Linked DNA regions of Homo sapiens: all the other regions are linked to region 3. The links are chromatin contacts, found by Hi-C or POLR2A ChIA-PET in ENCODE. All regions are on one chromosome and are shown on one strand. The core of a region is the stretch at or near the end of the contact, and the rest is flanking DNA. Distances in the headings are between cores, read along the strand shown.

Region 1 (4,058 bases), core at 395-2,894, 1.2 Mb after region 3:
GTCAAACCCTGTCTCTACTAAAAATACAAAAAAAAAAAAATTACTCAGGCATGGTGTGGGCGCCTGTAATCCCAGCTACTTGGGAGGCTAAGGCAAGAGAATCGCTTCAACCTGGGAGGCAGAGGTTGCAGTGAGCCGAGATCGCGCCATTGTACTCCAGCCTGGGGGACAAGAGCAAAACTCCGTCTCAAAAAAAAAAAAAAGAAAAGTTATTCTGGATATAATTATGTCACAAAACATGACACAAGTTTTGTTCTTCCTCCTGCTAGAAATAAATGAGTACTGGGACACTTGAACTTGGAACACAAGTAAAAAGTGCCTTATAAAACTTACAAGGGGCAGGGCGTGGTGGCTCACGCCTGTAATCCCAGCACTTTGGGTGGCCGAGACGGGTGGATCACGAGGTCAGGAGTTCAAGATCAGCCTGGCCAAGATGGTGAAACCCCATCTCTACTAAAAATACAAAAATTAGCCAGACAGTGATGGCGGGCGCCTGTAATCCCAGCTACTTGGGAGGCTGAAGCAGAGAATTGCTTGAACACGGGAGCCAGAGGTTACAGTGAGCTGAGATGGCGCCACTGCACTCCAGCCTAGGAGACAGAACAAGACTCCTTCTCAAAAAAAAAAAAAAAAAGAAAACCCCACAAAAAAAAAAACCTTAAAAGAAAACAAAATTCAGCTGGTCTTCCTATATTTTATTCAACAGAATAACCAACATCAACGAACTTTTGACTTTATGAAACTTTAGTTCTGCAATTTTATAATGTTATTTTCTTATAACTTTGAGAGAAAATTACAGAATTGTTAAAGAATTATCATTTTGTACCGATTAATGCCACATATTTAATACTTTTTCAGTACCCCAAACTTTTAGAAATGTTTTTACTTGTTAGGTGCAACATAAACAGCTACACGTAAAAATACTATTAAATTTATATGCTATAAATAACAGTATCAGCAATGATTCCTACAAACACTACCCTGCCAAAAAAAAAAAAAAGAGACCCAAATGCACACTAACGGGAGCTTAAGTCTCCACAAGAGCTTCCCCAGCCTTTCTAGAGGACGGTGAAAACAGGCTGAGAGCCCGAGGCTCAGAAAAACAGCTCAGAGGGGCTGGAGGCCAGTCTGAAAGCTGAGGCTGCACATGGGATGCTACGCACAGCTCAGGAAAGAGGTTGGCAAGCAGGAGCCGGAAGGAGCACCCCAGCCCGCAGGCCAGGAGCGCCCGCAGGCCCCCTCAGCCCCGGAGCACGCTCAAGGCCCTCCCTCGGGTTCCCAGTACCCCGGGTTTCCAGACCTACGGCCACCAGGGGAGGCTCGGCCTCGGGACGGGTGCGAGAGTCACGCGGCGCGCGACAGACCACCAAGTGCTGCGGTACGGCGCCCGCACCTGTATAACTCGGGACGCGTCAGGCGCGGCGAGCCCCGGCTGCTCCCCGGAGGCGCAGGGGCCGAGGAGGCCCGAGGGCAGCGGCGGGGTCCTTCACAGTGACTCTTGGGCCGCAGCAGCTTCTCATTCCCTCTCCCTCCCCTATTCTGGAGGAAGAACGGGCAACAGCAGCGGGCTCGAGTGCTAATGGCAGGAAGGCGTGCGAGACGTTCAAATGGACGCGTCCATCTTGACTTTCCCGTCTTGCCTCGCGCCGGGGCGGGGCATCGCGGGAGGTGCGCGGCGTCCTAGCAGTCCTGGCGCCTGCGCTGTTGAGGGAAGACCGCGGCGGGTTACAACTTGGGGGCTATTTCCACCTTCCGTGCGACTGATGCGAACCCCGAAGCCGGACTCTGTCTGCTACAGTCCTGGCGTCCAAGTTCTCTTTAGCTCATGTCACTAGGGACCTGAACTGCCTTATAGATCTCAGGGTTTTTTCTTCTGGTTTCGCTTCCGCCTCCTGACCCCACGTGGAGGTAGGCACCTCAGGCTGAGGGTGGGGAGCAGGGGTTGCTGATTTTCTCTACGTGCAGTGAATGCTCTATGCCTTTTTCGGTCCATACTCTTCGAAGAGTGGATGAACTGTGTGAAGGTCCTCACAGAAACGTTGCTTGCAATTCCCAGATTCAGAGACACTTCTTAAGGCGATTCAAAGACCCAAGTTAAGAACCCCAGCGGCCACTCGCGCCTGTAATCCCAGCACTTTGGGAGGCGAGGCGACAGGATTGCTGGAGCCCAAGAGTTTGAAACCAGCCTGGGCAATATAGCGAGACCCTGTCTCCACAAAAGAAAAATTTTTTTAATTAGCCTGGAGGCGTGGTGCGCACCTGTAGTCCCAGCTGCTTGGGAGTCTGGAGGATCACTTGAGCAGGGAGTTTGAGGCCACAGTGAGCTATGATCGCGCCACTGCACTCCATCCAGCCTGGGCAACAGAGCAAGACCTTGTCTCAAAAAAAAAAAAAAAAAAAGAATGGGTTATAGGAGAAAGGTTAGAAACAAAGATTCATGAAACAGTTAAATACAAATATACCTAATTGATATTTTAAACTTTTGTTTGTGTGTGTGTGTGTGTGTGTGTGTGTGTGTGTGTGTGTTTTTCTTGAGACAGAGTCTCGCTCTTTCGCCCAGGCTGGAGTGCCGTGGCACAATCTCGGCTCACTGCAACCTCCGCCTCCCGAGTTCAAGCAATTCTCCTGCATCAGCCTTCCAAGAAGGTGGGATTACAGGCGCCCGCCACCACGTCCAGCTAACTTTTGTATTTTTAGTAGAGACAGGGTTTCACCACGATGGCCAGGCTGGTCTCGAACTCCTGACCTCGTGATCCTCCCGCCTCGGCCTCCCAAAGTGCTAGGATTACAGGCGTGAGCCACTGCGCCCGGCCAATATTTTAAACTTTTTTAAAAAAAAAAAGTTTAGCAACCCCATCAAAAAGTGGGCGAAGGACGTGAACAGACACTTCTCAAAAGAAGACATTTATGCAGCCAAAAAACACATGAAAAAATGCTCACCATCACTGGCCATCAGAGAAATGCAAATCAAAACCACAGTGAGATACCATCTCACACCAGTTAGAATGGTAATCATTAAAAAGTCAGGAAACAACAGGTGCTGGAGAGGATGTGGAGAAATAGGAACACTTTTACACTGTTGGTGGGACTGTAAACTAGTTCAACCCTTGTGGAAGTCGGTGTGGCAATTCCTCAGGGATCTAGAAATACCATTTGACCCAGCCATCCCATTACTGGGTATATACCCAAAGGACTATAAATCATGCTGCTATAAAGACACATGCACACATATGTTTATTGCGGCACTATTCACAATAGCAAAGACTTGGAACCAACCCAAATGTCCAACAATGATAGACTGGATTAAGAAAATGTGGCACATATACACCATGGAATACTATGCAGCCATAAAAAATGATGAGTTCATGTCCTTTGTAGGGACATGGATGAAATTGGAAATCATCATTCTCAGTAAACTATCGCAAGAACAAAAAACCAAACACCGCATATTCTCACTCATAGGTGGGAATTGAACAATGAGAACACATGGACCCAGGAAGGGGAACATCACACTCTGGGGACTGTTGTGGGGTGGGGGGAGGGGGGAGGGATAGCTTTAGGAGATATACCTAATGCTAAATGATGAGTTAATGGGTGCAGCACACCAGCATGGCACATGTATACATATGTAACTAACCTGCACATTGTGCACATGTACCCTAAAACTTAAAGTATAATAATAAAGTTTAGATTTACAGAAAAACTGCAGATAGTCCAAAAATTTCCCACATACCCTATACCCAGTTTCTACATCCAGTTTCCCTATTATTAGTATTTTACATTAGTATAGTACATTTGTTAAAATTAATGAAATATCAACACATTATTAGTAATTAAAATTCATACTTTATTCAGTTTTTTTTAAGAGAGTCTTGCTGTGTTGCCTAGGCTAGAGTGCATTGGCACAAACACAGCTCACTGCAGCCTTGAACTCCTGTGCTCAAGCAGTCCTCCTGCTTCAACCCCCCAAGCAGATGGGACTCCAGGTGCAAGCCACTGCATTAGTTTGTAGAATATCCCTTAACTGAAATTTGTCTGATGTTTCTTCATGATTAGCC
Region 2 (4,433 bases), core at 1-2,500, 1.6 Mb after region 3:
TCATTGCAATTGTTTTTGAATGCATTCCATTTATGTATTAGTAAAATGTATTATTAAGGAAAGACAAATTAAGTCAGATATTTGGATTAATCATTGAGTCTATCATTTTAGTAAAAAGCAAGGAACTTTCCTTCAGGACTAATATATTAAATAGGCCAAAACACTGACTTGTCATTTAAAAATTTTTTAAGGTCACTTCATAAGTATAAAAAACTCATGCATGGTCGGGCGCGGTGGCTCACGGCTGTAACCCCAGCACTTTGGGAGACCCAGGAGGGCGGATCACCTGAAGTCAGGAGTTCGAGACCAGCCTGGCCAAAATGGGGAAACCCCATCTCTACTAAAAATACAAAAATTAGCCAGGCGTGGTGGCGCGTGCCTGCAGTCCCAGCTACTCGGGAGGCTGAGGCAGGAAAATTGCTTGAACCCAGGAGGCAGAGGTTGCAGTGAGCCGAGAGCGCGACACTGCACTCCAGCCTGGGCGACAGAGGAGACTCCATCTCAGAAAAAAAAAAAAAAAAAAAAAAAAAAAAAAAAAAAAAAGGCATGCCTAATAGTATTTATAAAATACTCGCATACATTTTACATGTTAATATTATTACGAAATAAAGTAACGTTTATATAATTATTTCAATAGCTATTCCTATTTAAGTAATAATTGGGTAAATTTAACAGCAAATACAAGAAAAAACTGCATGGCAAGCTATTTTCCTTAAAACATGATTCTGAACACTAAACGTTACAAAAACAGATACTTGCTACAACTGTGAAGGAGAAACTGCATTTCCCTATTATTACAAGAACAAAGGTTTTCACAAAAAAATTTAAGGACTCTACAGCCGCCTTGTTCTTTGTTATCCCACCCCTGCCCGCCTCGGCTAACGGTTTTGGGGCCCGTTTGCTTGGTGCGTCTGGAACTCCTCGGGCGGCGGGCGTCTCGCAGGAAAAACCGCGGCCCGTACTGCGCCGGGAGCAGAAGCGCTGGTGGCCCTCGTAGGTCCCGTGGGCTGCCTCCCCCTCCTGCAGACACTCGAGGAGCCATCCGGCCGCGTCTCTCGCCGCCCGGCCCCGCCACTAGGCTGCCGCCTCCGCCGCTGCACAGAGAAGGGCGAAGACCCGCCCCTGCAGGTGATTGACGGGCACTCTCCTCCAATGGTCAACGCGCTCGGCCCCGGCGGGCTGGGCAAGGGCCGCGGCTCGCGGAGGAATCTCTCTTGCCCTTTAGTCCCGGGCAAGGTGTTGCGGCCGGCGCCATTTTCTCGAGCCGCCTGTTTCGGGTGCCGCCATGTTGGTGAGGAGAAATCACCGTTACGGCCACTGTCCAAATCCCCGCGTCGCTGCACGCCGCCCGCCCGCTCCCACGCCACAGCCACCGGCGGCGAATAGAGACTAGAGCGGCAGCGCCGGCAGCGCGGGGCCGTTGCCCAGTGTTTGCAGTTAGAGCCCCATCTCTCTGGCGTGGTTGTTAATAGACTGGAAAGTCTGTGTCTGTGTCGCTCACTAGTAACCGTGAGTTTTTACCACTTCGTCACCTGTCGGCGGCGGCCGGGAGCAGGTTCCCGCAGGCGGCGCGGGGGGTCTTCCCCGCGCCCCGCCGCCGCCGGCCTCGCAGACCTGCCCTCCAGCCCCGCCCCGTTCTTGACCAAACATGACAGACTCTGAACATGCAGGGCACGACAGGTCGGGAACCCTTCTTGTCTGTCTTTCTGTCGGATGAGAGGAGGGGTCTGGGGCGGCGGGAGCGGGCCGGGGCCGGGCGCCTCCTGCATGACCTAGACGTCTCTGTGTGGCTCCGTCAGTTCCATGACGCGCACTCTTATGTAAACTGCTGGATCGCGGCCGCGGGGGAGGTCGGCCCGGCCGCGCCCGCCTCCCCGAGCCGGGGTCGCTGCTCGCCAGCGCCGGCCCCGCCCCCGGCCGGGCACGTGCGAGCCCCCCGCCCCCCGGGCGGGCTCCGTGTGCGCCGGGCGGCTCTCAGCGTCCCGGCTCGGTGCTGAGGTCCTGCTTCTGCCCGTCCAGGTGTCGGTGCTCCCGGCCAGATAGGACCAGCCAGGAATTTTCAGGAATGGGTGTTTTGATATTTGACTGCTTCCCGAGAACCGAGAACACCTCTAAAAAAATAAACATTTGGTTTTCAGGGAAGTTTTAAGCAGCACCAAAAGGCCATCTGTTGTATACAGTCTTATCCCTTGGAATTTGAGATGGCAAGTTTCAAGTTTAATATGTTAACACAAAATACTTAGGCTTTGCAGAAACTTAGTTTAGCACAGTTTTACCCTAACGTAAAAACTCCATGGATTATTCCGGCTAGCCCAATTTTCTAGATGGTGTGTATCACTTGAATATTGAGATTCTGATTTTTTATTTTTTGCTCTGTGCCTTAAGAGGCACATTCTTGTTTCCATTCGAGTTTGGGGACATTTACAAAGTATACTGTAGCATACTTAAATTTTGGTTATAATTCAAATTTTCATTCGTATATATCTTTAATAATGCGAAAGGGGGGCTTTCATTCATTAAACTTACTGAAACAAAATCCATTGCATCTGATTCTTACTTAGAATATTAATTTGAAAATCTAGAACCTCACAATTACTCCTTTGTGAATAGAAGTAAGAAAAAATATACGTTTTACTATAGACTATATACATTGCTGAAGTTTTATCTGTAGTAATGTGATCGGCTTGGTAAAGCATCCTAAACACGTTTTTTAAAACCCAGAAGCAAAAATCACAAACACTGCTGAAATTTGAAATATCTAAATACCTAGCAATCTTGAGAGGGATAAAAATGGTATTTCAACAACTTCAGTATTGTAATAATAAAAGTAGATTCCCAGAGGGCACGTCAATCAAAGTGTAAAAATTTTTGGAAAGTAAAATGCACTTTTAAAAATGATAAGCTTGCACTTGGCACATTTTTAATGATTTTTTTAACGTTATCTTTTGTATTAAAAAGGAAATTCTTAGAATGGGTTGACTAATACCTTGCTCTTGAGGTATGGACAAACCAATGATGGGGTTTTGCTAATGGAGCCTAAAATCCTTTTTTTTTTTAATATGGAAGAATATCTGTTCCCCTCTCTTAGTGCACAAAGTAACTTCTATATATGGAGTTATGTATTGTACATCATGAAAAAACAATGCCATCAAATTCAAGTATCAAAATAATTTTGCTGGTAAGGAACTGTGATGACAGACCTTTTAAAGAATTTGAAATTTTAAAATACTGGTTTAGAGGTTAGAAAACTTTAAAGAATTATTTGTAAGATATGTTAATAGGTTGGTAGTAGGAGCTAAAGATTAAGATTAGTCTATTTTATTTAAAATTCGGACTAAAAGTATTTTCTAGTGATTTCTGAAACAAAAAGGTTAGCTCCACTTTAACTTAGCCAATTGTTAAGTGGCATCATTGTGCTGAGATGAAGGAGATGGTTTTTTTTTTTCATGCTTTTTTTGTCAACCCACATGAAAAACAAAACAACTACATCAAAAACAAAGTGAACTAGAAGTCAGGAGAAATTCTACAAGATCAGATCAATGGTTCTAAACCTTCCCTGGGGAACTTTTTTTCTTTAAAGTATTGGCGCTATTTCTGTTGGTCTGGACCTCAGCCTGGGTTTTAAGAGTTCTAAAAGCTCCCCAGGAAATTCTAATATGTGCCAAATTGAGAACCGCTATACTCGATCAGTGTTTCCCAATGATAGTTAATCATCAGAATCACTTTGGGGAATAAATTTTTGTTCTGCCCAGAGCAACTGAATCAGAATCTCTAGGGTATTTTTCATAGGCTCCCTGGGAAATTCTTAAGAAATTTGGGGAAAAAATGGACTAATCTGCGGGCTTCCAAAATACTGTATCTTTCCATATAATAGCTATTTTATGCTGTTATAAAAGTTTCTGTGAATTAAGTGGAGAAAAATATATGAAACTTGGTATATGGAGCTAGGCTTTGTCTCAAGGATTTTATTTTATTTATTTTATTTTTTTGAGACGGAGTCTCGCTCTGTCGCCCAGGCTGGAGTGCAGTGGCACTGTCTCAGCTCACTGCAAGCTCCACTTCCCGCCTTCACACCATTCTCCTGCCTCAGCCTCCTGAGTAGCTGGGATTACAGGCACCCGCCACCACACCTGGCTAATTTTTTGTATTTTTAGTAGAGACCACGTTTCATCATGTTGGACAGGCTGGTCTTGAACTCCTGACCTCAAGTGATCCACCAGCCTTGGCCTCCCAAAGTTTTGGGATTACAGGGGTGAGCCACTGTGCCCAGCCAAGGATATTCTTTTTATAACATTTTCAAAAATTAAGGCATATTGTGTATGCAGGAAAAAAAATGAAGCCTATGATTTATATTTACAATTGCTTTGATTTTATACAAATTAAAATATTACTGTTTATGAGAATGAGATTCTAAATGTAAATGGAATTCACAG
Region 3 (4,165 bases), core at 94-2,593:
TTATGTGTGGTAAAGGCAAAAAATGTATACAAACGTGCAGACATTTAATATATTATAATAATGTAAATATTTATATTTCCAAAAAGAAACTAGAAAAACGGTTACATGTGACAGAGTGGGACAGTAGTCAGGTACAGGAGTTCTCGGTAAATACTGTTCTAAATCTTCTTTTAGTCATATAAACGCATTGCTTATTTTTAAAACTAAAAAAAATAATAATTCTGAAGTTTGAATGTCTCTCATGTCTTATAGCAGAGGGACAAATCCCTATTTCAGAACCTTTCTTCCAAAATATGTCTAGTAGGCTCGCCCAAGGTAAACATTTCATATTCTAACACCAACCACATTTCTCTAGTAAAATGACCTAAATGCACTGTAATAGTAAAACATCCAGTTCATTAAAGCACATTAATCTTTAGTAAGTCAAAACAGGACCAGGAATATCTGCTTTACCTTTAAAAAAGGGGCGGGGGACTTCTGAAAGAAAATAATTTGCTGGCTAGGTTGAAGGTTACAGAAAAAGTCTTAGAGCAAATGGATTTTTGTTTTGACTGCATTTAACAATCTCGGTCTTCTGATCGCAAAGAACTGATAAAACGGACCAGTTTTACTTCCTGAACCTATGACTTAATTGTTTTAAATGCCTTTAAGTAACAGTCTGGGTAAATCATCTAAGTCATAAAACAAAGGCGTGGGAACTTTAAGTAAAAAGTGAGTGATGTTAGCAGGTTGGCACACATCACTCAATAATGAGCAAAGCTATTTTTTTTCAATTTTTTTTTCTTAAAGTACCCTGTATTCAAAGACTTTTAAAAAATAGCAGTGAGATTATGGATAGGAGAGCAACTTTAAATTCGTTCCCTACTGTAGTCGAATTGTTAAATACGTGACTTTGAAAACGTATCACAAAATCTAAACACAAGGTTCAGGATTTTTGTTAGGTTGAACTGTCAGGAGGGGATTCCTTACAAAGAATAAACGAGAGCTCTGAGGGCCTAACGAATTATCCAGATTGCTCCAAACGGCCACCGCGGCGCAGATGGGCGGACAAGCGCCGGGCCTCAGCGGAACCCAAGGTGCCGGAGCCCTCCCCGGCTCTCAAGCAGCCCACGGCCTTGCTGGGTGGGACACATTCCAAACCCAGGAAGGGGGCGAAGGGGGCAAAAGAAGGCAGGTCTGGGGCGGGCCGGGCCCGAACCCCAGGCGCCCCAGCCCCCTGGGCTTCCCCACCCCACCAGACGGACACTTACTGAAGGACATTTTCCGGGGTGTCCATGGCCAGAGGACGCTGGCCGGCAGCGGCCAAACCTGAACCGCAAACTAGAAGCCGCCGCCGATTCGAATACCCCGCGCAGCCGCAGTCGGCTCGCCGAACGTTTCAGGGCGCCTGCCCATTGGTGGCGGCGGCAGAAGGTTGGCCAATCACCGGGGCCGTTGCTCGGAGGTCAAGTCCCACCTCCCTCCCTTGAGCCAGTAGCTCCTCCCACTTCCCGTGGTTTTCGGTTGAACCGAAACCTGGCCGTTGGCTGAGCGAGCGCGGGGTGTTTGGGATGCGGCACGGCGAGGGGGAGCAGGCTTGGCTCGGGCGTAGGGAATTGGTTTTTTTGTTTTAGCTATCCAGGTTGTGACTGGTTTACATAATTACACGATTAAGCCATCATTGTAGGAAAGGCTTTGCAGGAGAAAAATGTCTTAACTGGAGGTCTTTGAGACAGAAAAACCCTGCCTCAGCCCTTGGGTCCTGAGAGTCGCGTTTCTTCTCCCCTTCGCTTAAATATGTAAACCAGAATCATTATGTTTGGTTCATGGAACGGAGGAAAAAAATCCGTGTGCAGGGTCGAGACTGTCGTGGCGGAAGCCGCAGCACCCGGGAGGCAGGTGGGGAGAAAAAACGGGACCTGCTGCCGGGGACCCCTCCCGCTTTCTGGCAGTTTTCTATTCAGCGTCCTCGGCTGTGAGAAAACATCCCAGATGCTGAAACCAATAGTCTTAGCCCAGAATCTCAAACGCCGTGGCAAAGAGGGAGTGACGACGGCCTGTGGAAAAACCTGAGGAGTTTTGGGCTTAGCGCCTTCATGTAGAGGGGACGTGGAGGCGGGGAGGGCGTTCTAGGGTCGGCTGCGTAATTATACGAGGCACTGGAAAGTGATGGGTTAGTGTCCTTGGAGTAGACCCCTGGGTTTTATTGAACTGATCTGAAAGGCTGGGCCCTGAGCCACACAGGGGACCTGTCAAACAGCTTCAAGCGGAAGATGGGGCTCACGGGACTGGACTCTCTCTGCAGCCAGCTGTAATTAACACAAAAGCAGAAGAGTTTGGGTAGATTATAGAATGCCAGCTTTGAACATCTTTTGGGGGACAGGGCACTCTGGGAGACCAAGTTCTTAGACACCATAAAATCAAAAATAGACACCTCTTTGTAGAGGAGTCCAGATGTCTAAAGAGGAAATATGTAATAGGCTGATGTTTCTTTTGTTTTTTGTTTGTTTGTTTTTTGAAAAGTTAAAATACTAAGTTTATAAAGTGAAAAAGTTACAGTAAGCTAAGGTTGACTTATTGGAAAAAATGTGCTTATACTATGGAATGAGACCACCACTTCTCCTGTTGTCCCTCCCAGCTTCTTCTCCACCACCTCCCCTTTTCCCTAGTTTATAAGACAGGAGAAAAGTGAGACAGCAAAAAGTTAGAAAGAAACAGAAGTAAGATAAATAGCTAGACGACCTTGGCGCCACCACCCGGCCTTGGTGGTTAAAATAATAATAATAATGTTAACCCCTGACCAAAACTACTTGTGTTATCTGTAAGTTCCAGACATTGTATGAGAAAGCGCTGTAAAACTTTTTGTTCTGTTAGCCGATGCATGTAGCCCCCAGTCACGTTCCCCACGCTTGCTCCATCTATCACAACCGTTTCACATGGACCCCCCCCTTCAAGTTGTAAGCCCTTAAAAGGGCTAGGAATTTCTTTTTTGGGGAGCTCGGCTTTTAAGATGCGAGTCTGCCAACGCTCTCGGCCGAATAAACTTCTTCCTTCTTTAATCCAGTGTCAGGAGTTTTGTCTGCGGCTCGTCCTGCTACAATATGTATATCAAGGGTTTCTTGTTGGTGTCTGACACAGACACAGAACCACTGATGCCCAAGCCAGTGCTCTCTACACACAGAAGCCTCCAACCTCATCTTGAGAAACGGGGCCATGAGGCCACCCCAGACACCGAGGGCTCCATGGAGGCTGGGGGGTCCGTGGGACTGGGCACATCCCAGCGGGTCTTGGATCCTGGCCTTTCCCCTTCTTGATGCCAGGACCTACTGAGTGCTCGCAGGTGTGCAATGCTGGGCTGCGGGTGCTGCTTGTGTGGCAAGAAGCCTCGGGGTGCCTCCCTCCTTCTCACACCTTTCCCAGGAGGCATGAAACGGGGATTCATGATCAACCCCGGTGGCTGCTCATGTTGAACTGGTGAAGCTCCCTCCCTGTTGTCTTCTGGGGACATGGAGGGCAGGGCTGGATCCCCTCAAATGAGCTTAAGTGGCACTGCGGACAAGAACGCGCTGCATGGCCCTCGGAATCCTGCATGTGGTAGCCTGACCGGCACCTCAGCCCCTCCCTCATTAAAGCAGCCTATGGAGGGCTCAGCCCAGTGGGCTCAGGGGCTGCTATGGAGAGGGTGTCTGTTCCCTGGAGGATATTCTCAGGGCTCCTTCACTTGCCCTTAGAGATTTCCACCATGAAATACAAAGGCCACAACAGATCAGGTCAGGCTCTTCAGCATCCTAATCCTCCTTGAGCTCGCTAGGTTTTATTTCTTCTGCCTCTTCAGGGTTTGTGTCTATTGCTTTTTGCGCAGGTGCCGGGAGAGGACTTGTTGGCATATGCTGACGGTCGTCTGCACACTTGGGCTCTTCCATATCTGCTCCAGAAGCTGGAGCGTCTCCGGCACTTGCAGAGTCTTTGTCATTCTGGGTTTCAGAAAAGTTGTTGTCCTCAGAGCTTCCATTCTCCTGGTCTGCCCAGGTGGCCTTCGAATGCTGGGGAGCATCCTCAGCTGAGCCTTTGTTGCTGTCTTCCAGGGGCTCCTCTGTCGCTGATGTTTCTTAAGAGTGAGCTGGGAAAGAGTTAGCCTAGTCTTCTCTGCCCCCTGGTCTTTAATAACTTTTTACTCCACATCTCA

The links. Hi-C counts contacts between places; a loop is a spot of excess contacts on that map. ChIA-PET counts read pairs that join two places held with the same protein, here RNA polymerase II (POLR2A). Pooled maps may share reads with other maps.
Region 1: a loop to region 3 is called in a map of B cell, with 6 times the contacts of the local background. The contact joins the promoter of ANAPC1 here to the promoter of BUB1 in region 3. A Hi-C loop is called at or near these places in 2 of 168 maps with a recorded cell type or tissue (B cell and naive thymus-derived CD4-positive, alpha-beta T cell), 6 of 37 single-sample maps with no recorded cell type and 11 of 50 pooled maps. POLR2A ChIA-PET finds 5 or more read pairs at or near these places in 1 of 52 experiments (PC-9).
Region 2: a loop to region 3 is called in a map of B cell, with 21 times the contacts of the local background. The contact joins the promoter of ZC3H6 here to the promoter of BUB1 in region 3. A Hi-C loop is called at or near these places in 1 of 168 maps with a recorded cell type or tissue (B cell), 1 of 37 single-sample maps with no recorded cell type and 9 of 50 pooled maps.

What each region holds. Positions count from the first base shown.
Region 1 is chr2:111,882,549-111,886,606 of GRCh38, forward strand. It overlaps ANAPC1 (anaphase promoting complex subunit 1), which reads right to left and starts at 1,645. Exons shown (of 48, transcript NM_022662.4): 1 at 1,394-1,645. RefSeq lists enhancers at 882-1,675, 2,019-2,168.
Region 2 is chr2:112,274,347-112,278,779 of GRCh38, forward strand. It overlaps ZC3H6 (zinc finger CCCH-type containing 6), which reads left to right and starts at 1,251. Exons shown (of 12, transcript NM_198581.3): 1 at 1,251-1,680. The coding sequence starts at 1,649. RefSeq lists enhancers at 953-1,525, 1,141-1,350 and a silencer at 1,541-2,020.
Region 3 is chr2:110,676,720-110,680,884 of GRCh38, forward strand. BUB1 (BUB1 mitotic checkpoint serine/threonine kinase) reads right to left here and starts at 1,344. Exons shown (of 25, transcript NM_004336.5): 1 at 1,251-1,344. The coding sequence starts at 1,276. It overlaps LOC105373554 (a long non-coding RNA gene), which reads left to right and starts at 1,493. Exons shown (of 2, transcript XR_923189.4): 1 at 1,493-1,878. RefSeq lists enhancers at 600-1,520, 1,521-2,441, 1,954-2,013, 2,274-2,363 and a silencer at 1,044-1,443.